Linked DNA regions of Homo sapiens: region 1 is linked to region 2. Evidence: read pairs that join two places in POLR2A ChIA-PET (ENCODE). Cell type or tissue: Panc1. All regions are shown on one strand. Links, peaks and the distances in the headings refer to the core of each region. The heading gives the core; the rest is flanking DNA.

Region 1 (2,815 bases), core at 103-2,602, 110 kb after region 2:
CAATAAATTCTTTCCTTTTTTTTTTTGAGGGGAAGTCTGGAAATGTCTTTATCTTACCCTCACTTTTATTTCTTTACTTCATTATAACAAAGAAAAGTGTTTATTGCATGCTGCTAAATGAATAAGGTAAAAACACACACTTACACAACATTAGTGTACAAGTGTGCAAAAAGATGATCAGAAATAAAAACACTTTACATAAACTTGGAGTTGTGGGGTTGTGGGTATTTTACATTTTTCTTCCTTACTTTTTTTCTATATTTTTCTAAATTTCTTATAATAATTATATATTCCCTCTTGTAATTAGAAAAAACTTTAGGTATACTAAATAAAGGTGTGAGTCATTGCTTAGAGAAAAGCCGGGAACGCCGGGAAAGCCGGGGATCTGTAATCTTACATCTGAGGGTTCTCTGGGCTTTAAAAAAATTATTCACCACCTACTGTGCATTTGGCACTAAATATTAGCTCTTTCTCTCGAATTTGTCTTGTAAAAATTATAGTTTAGCTTCCATGTTATATGTAAATTATTTATTAAAGTCTAGCATACATACAGAAAGTCACATACATTATAAATGCACAGCTTGATACATTTTCACTAAGTGAATATAGCTATGAAACCAGATCCCAGATCAAGAAACAGAACGTTACCAGTTCCCCAGAACCTCCCCCTTCCCCCGCCCGCCTGCTGCCTCCCAAGGCTCTTCTCATCACTATTGCTCCTAAGGTAAACACTGCCCTGGTTTCTGACAACAAAGGTTAGCTTGTTGTTGTTTTTGTCTCTGCCATCTTCATTCAGTGTCTGAAAGATTCTTCCAGGCTGTTAGGTATAGTCCTAGTTCATTCATTCTCATTGCCATGTAGCATTCAATGTTATAAATCTTACCACAGTTTATCTCTTCTAATGTTGATGGGTGCTGAGCTGTTTCCAGGTTTTTTTGTTTGTTTTGTTGTTGTTTTTATTTATTTATTTATTTTTATTTTTTGACGGAGTCTCGCTCTGTTGCCCAGACTGCTGGAGTGCAGTGGTATGATCTCAGCTCACTGCAACCTCTGCCTCCCGGGTTCAAGCAATTCTCCTGCCCCAGCCTCCCAAGTAGCAGGGACTACAGGTACGTGCCACCATGCCCTGTTAATTTTTGTATTTTTTGTAGAGACAGGGTTTCACCATGTTGGCCAGGCTGGTCTCGAACTCCTGGCCTCAAGTGATCCACCCGCCTTTGCCTCCCAAAGTGCTGGGATTCCAGGCGTGAGCCACAGCGCCTGGTCTGTTTCCGGTGTCTGACATTAGTATAATAGTATTTAACATTGCCGTGAACCCTCTTGTGCATATCTCTTGGTGAACAAATGTTTGCATTTCTATTGGGTCCATTCACCTTGCTTTTGAAGGATATTTTAGTTTTCTAGTCAATTTTTGGTTTCTTTTGGAATTTTAAAGATGTCATTCCATTCCACGTTTGTGTTGAGAATCAGCTATCATTTGAATTCTTGATCCTGTGAAGCTAATATGTTTTTGTTGTTGTTGTTGCTTTTGATATATTCTTTTTGTCTTTGCCTTTCAGCAAGTTTATGATGATGTACCAGGGAGACTGTGAATATGTGTGTGTGTGTGTGTGTGTGTGTGTGTGTGTGTGTGTGTGTGTGTGTGTTTATAATGCTTCTGCTTGGGGTTCTAAGTGCTTCTTGAATATGTGTCTTGATGTCTTTTGTCAGGTTTGAAAATTCCCAGCCGGTATCTCTTCAGATATTGCCTCTGCCTCTCCACCTACCTCCTCGTGGCCTGTGCCACTTCGAAACCGCTGAGTGCCTTGCAAACAACAGTGGCCCAGTGTGTCGAACTGACTTCTCTGGGCATCTTCTTTTCTCTCTGGGATCCTGTTGTCTCCTGATCCCTATAAATCCTGGCTTCCTAAATAGATCTGAATTCCAATGCTTGGCATCCAGCCCCATGGGATGGCTGAAACGGCTCAGTTTCTCCGTCTCTTAGGGGCTGTTGTCTTGTGAGCTTCTTGGCCCTCTGTCCAAGCCATTTATGGATCAACAGACACCCCAGGAAGGAAAGAAGTGTAGAATGTCATGATTAGCCCATGGGGTCTCCCTTCACTCTGGGGTCCTGGCCTGCCTGTTCAAGTCCTCCTGCCTTGAGAGCTCCTGGGTGTCTCACGTTACCCAGCTTTCTAGCTCTCAGTGGGGGACTGGTTGTCCATAGCGAGCCTGTCCCCTAGCACATCCTGACGAATGCAGCAGGGATCTCTGGTGTGCCTGTGGGCTCATTAAAAGAGAATGTAACTGTGGTTTTAGTCACAATGCCAGGAGGCCCCTGCAAGAGCTTCTAAGCCCTGAGGTTGGTATGTCCTCATGGATTAGTTCAGGGGGTTACAATGGAAACATTTGTTCCCTGAGAATCATGCCAGGGTCTTCAGTCTCCTTTAATTTATAGGAGAGTCTATTTCGGATTTTGGAAATCCACTTGATTTTCTGTATATTTATGAAGTGGCATTATCTATACAGCAGAAATGATAATTTATCCACAAATATTAAGCATCATGAAGTCTATCATATAAATCTGATGAGCAACTTATGGTTGGTAATTTTAGGATTGGCACAATACATTTATTTTTAATTTTAACCTTTTTTATAATTATAAAAGGAAGCTATACTCATTTATAAGAAAATTTTAGGACAACAGATATATAGGAAGAAAAAGTGAAAGCTTTCACAATCCTATCAATTTCAGTAACTATTAGTAATATGACATTTTAATCTGTATCATTTTCTGTGGATAGTAACACATATATGTATTGAAAAATAGAATTAG
Region 2 (2,815 bases), core at 132-2,631:
ACAAGAGAATAAAAGAACAAAATGAGACCATATGCTTTTTACACCAAGTTGTAAGTTCAATCCCTAACTGTGCCAAAAAGTTTTAATTCTTTCCAGAATTAAGGCCATGCCATGTGGTCCTATGAGGGCCTTCTCTGATTGTTTGTTTATCAGCGAATATTTATTGGGCTCCTACTAAGGGCAGGTTCTGAGCTCTAGCTGGACGCACCAGCCCAGCCATCGGATGGTGGGAAACCGTCTCTAAGCGCTGGAAGCTTATCAGCGTGGGTGGGGACAGCATCCCTGGCTGTGAGGAAGGGCAGCCCATTTCTTTCTTTCTTTCTTTCTTTCTTCCTTCCTTCCTTCCTTCCTTCCTTCCTTCCTTTCTTTCTTTTTTTTTTTTTTTGAGACAGAGTTTTGCTCTTGTTGCCCAGGCTGGAGTGCAATGGCGCGATCTCGGCTCACTGCAACCTCTGCCTCCCAGGTTCAAGCAATTCTCTCACCTCAGCCTCCCAAGTAGCTGGGATTACAGGCATGCGCCACCATGCCTGGCTAATTTTTTTTGTATTTTTAGTAGAGATGGGGTTTCTCCGTGTTGTTCAAGCTGGTCTTGAACTCCTGACCTCAGGTGATCCGCCCACCTCGGCCTCCCAAAGTGCTGGGATTACAGGCGTGAGCCACCGAGCCCGGCCCGGGCAGCCCATTCCTCTCTTAGTAAATCACTACTGCCTGGCATCTGTTCCCCGACATTCTGAGTCCTTCCTAGTGTGATGTTCTCAAGCGTTTGCTCTCAAGACGAGGAGCCCAAATAGGAAAGGGCGGGATGGTTGGATTGGATTTCTGGCAAATTCAGGATCTCCAGGATTGATTGATTCATCTGTCCCTTCATCAATCATTTACACACGAACCCATGGGGTCCAAACTTGACGCACATTCTTGCTGGAACACAACCTGGCCTGACCCTTCCCTGCTCTGTGCCAGGCCCGCCCTGTGAACCCCAGATATGGTTGGGCTCTGCTGATGTCATGAATAATCTTAGCAACGCACGCCTTGTCAACTAGCCAGGGAGCTGACTGCCAAGAGAGGGAGGTTTGTGGTTTGACATCGTCCTTCCAGGAGACAAAGGGCCCACTCTCTGGCCACCAAGGAGTATTCTCCCATGCTCAGCGCTGGGAGAACCCACGTCCAGGACTGTGCCAGGCAGGCCCCTCTCCAGACTCGGGGAGGTGGAGGTCTGGGAGATGCCTCTTGTCCCGGGCACCTGGGGCTTGGCTGAGCTACCTGTGTCGCGGGGAGGGATGGGGGAGGCTCTCACTCTCTCACTCACACATCAGGAGTAGAAATGACAAATGACTCCCGCTGGGAACCCTGCCTGCCATCCTGCCGGATCATTTATCTCAGCAGCAAGTGATTTGCATACCGACAGGGTGGGAACTGCCTCTCTGCTCACCCTCCATTCCTTCTCCCACCCTGTTCCCACTCCAGCTCAACTCAAAACAGGGCTGCCTGCCCCAGCAGCCACCTTGGGTGTCACCCTAAAGTCCTTGAATGCCTCCTCCACTGAGACTGCTGAAAATGATTGCCATCTCTCCAAAAGGCTCCTATTAAATGGTGGAAGCTAACTCTAGGGAGCAAGTCAGCCCCTTCCTGGTTGTGGGGCCAGGGAAGAGGGGCTCAGGGCAAATGACACTGTGCCCTACTATTTGGATGTGCCCATGAGCATTTGCCCAGAAGGAGGGGAGTGGGAGGTGAAGGCTGACTGCCCACCCTTGCACCAGGTATCCTCACAGGCACCGTTACCCTGCTCAGCCTTCCAGCCTTGTTTTTCTTTCTTTCTTTCTTTCTTTCTTCTTCTTTTTTTTTGAGATGGGGTCTTACTTTGTTGCCCAGGCTGGAGTGCAGTGGTGCGATCATGGCTCACTGTAGCCTTGACTTCGTGGGCTCAAGTGATTCTCCCACCTCAGCTTCCTGAGTAGCCGGGACTACAGGCACGTGCCAGCATGCCTGGCTAATTTTTACATACATTTTTTGTAGAGATGATGTTTCACCATGTCGCCCAGGCTGGTCAAATTCCTGGGATCAAGCAATCCACCCACCTTGTCCTTCCAAAATGCTGGGATTACAGGTGTGAATCACTGTGCCCAGTTCCAGTCTCATTTTCTGGGGGGTGGAATGTTGCCCGAGGGCAAACAGGGGACAGGCAGGGTTTGAATCCCTTTCTCTCGACTCCAAAGTGTATAAGTACCTCTGAGTCTTCTTGTCACCAAGAGGCCACCTGCAACCTGGGGCATTCAGGGGAGAAAGGTCGCATGCTTAGGAAGCAGCAACCAGGTGCAGGTGCAGGGTGGTTGGAGGGTGTGGGCCAGGTGGCCTCTGCTTTCTTGCTTTCTTGTTCCCACTGCCTCTCTGTTTCCTGGTGACTTCATTCCTTCACCAGCCTGGCACCGCCACATGCCAGGAGACATCCAGATCCCCTCCATTTGCAGGGCCAGCCACTCAGGGTGGCACCTGGCTGGTCTCTAGCTGAGCGATGAGTTCCAGGTCGGGGGTGTGTCCCTGGGGATGAGGGGGTAAGGGCAGTGTAGGAAGTTCCAAAGGCTGGGAGGGAGGACAAGTCTCTAGGAGGTCAGGCTCAGGGGGCTGGGGTACCCCAGGGGAGAAGGGCCTGCACAGGCGACCCACTGGGGGTCTGTGCTGGTTTTGTCTAGGCTGGCCCTGCCCTCAAATCCCTTGCAAGCTGCCCTGCCTCAGGATGGAGGGAAGCCTCCTTCGACTTTATACCCAGTTAGAGCTTCAGGGGCCTTTGTGGAGTTCCCTCCTCCCAGGTCCTCTGCCC

The links. Peaks named below come from ENCODE experiments on the same cell type or tissue, not always from the same donor. Only the 100,000 strongest peaks of a DNase experiment are listed, where the experiment ranks them.
Region 1: POLR2A ChIA-PET joins it to region 2 with 14 read pairs; 5 of 35 experiments call an interaction of 5 or more read pairs at or near these places.

Annotation. Positions count from the first base shown.
Region 1 is chr17:77,817,595-77,820,409 of GRCh38, reverse strand. All of the region lies in intron 1 of LOC105371908 (a long non-coding RNA gene), which reads left to right. Among named protein-coding and RNA genes, the nearest start is that of LINC01973, 65 kb to the left of the region's middle. In Panc1, for the core only: no CTCF peak of the experiment used is centred there; no DNase peak of the experiment used is centred there.
Region 2 is chr17:77,923,419-77,926,233 of GRCh38, reverse strand. No RefSeq gene overlaps it. Among named protein-coding and RNA genes, the nearest start is that of TNRC6C, 34 kb to the left of the region's middle. In Panc1, for the core only: no CTCF peak of the experiment used is centred there; no DNase peak of the experiment used is centred there.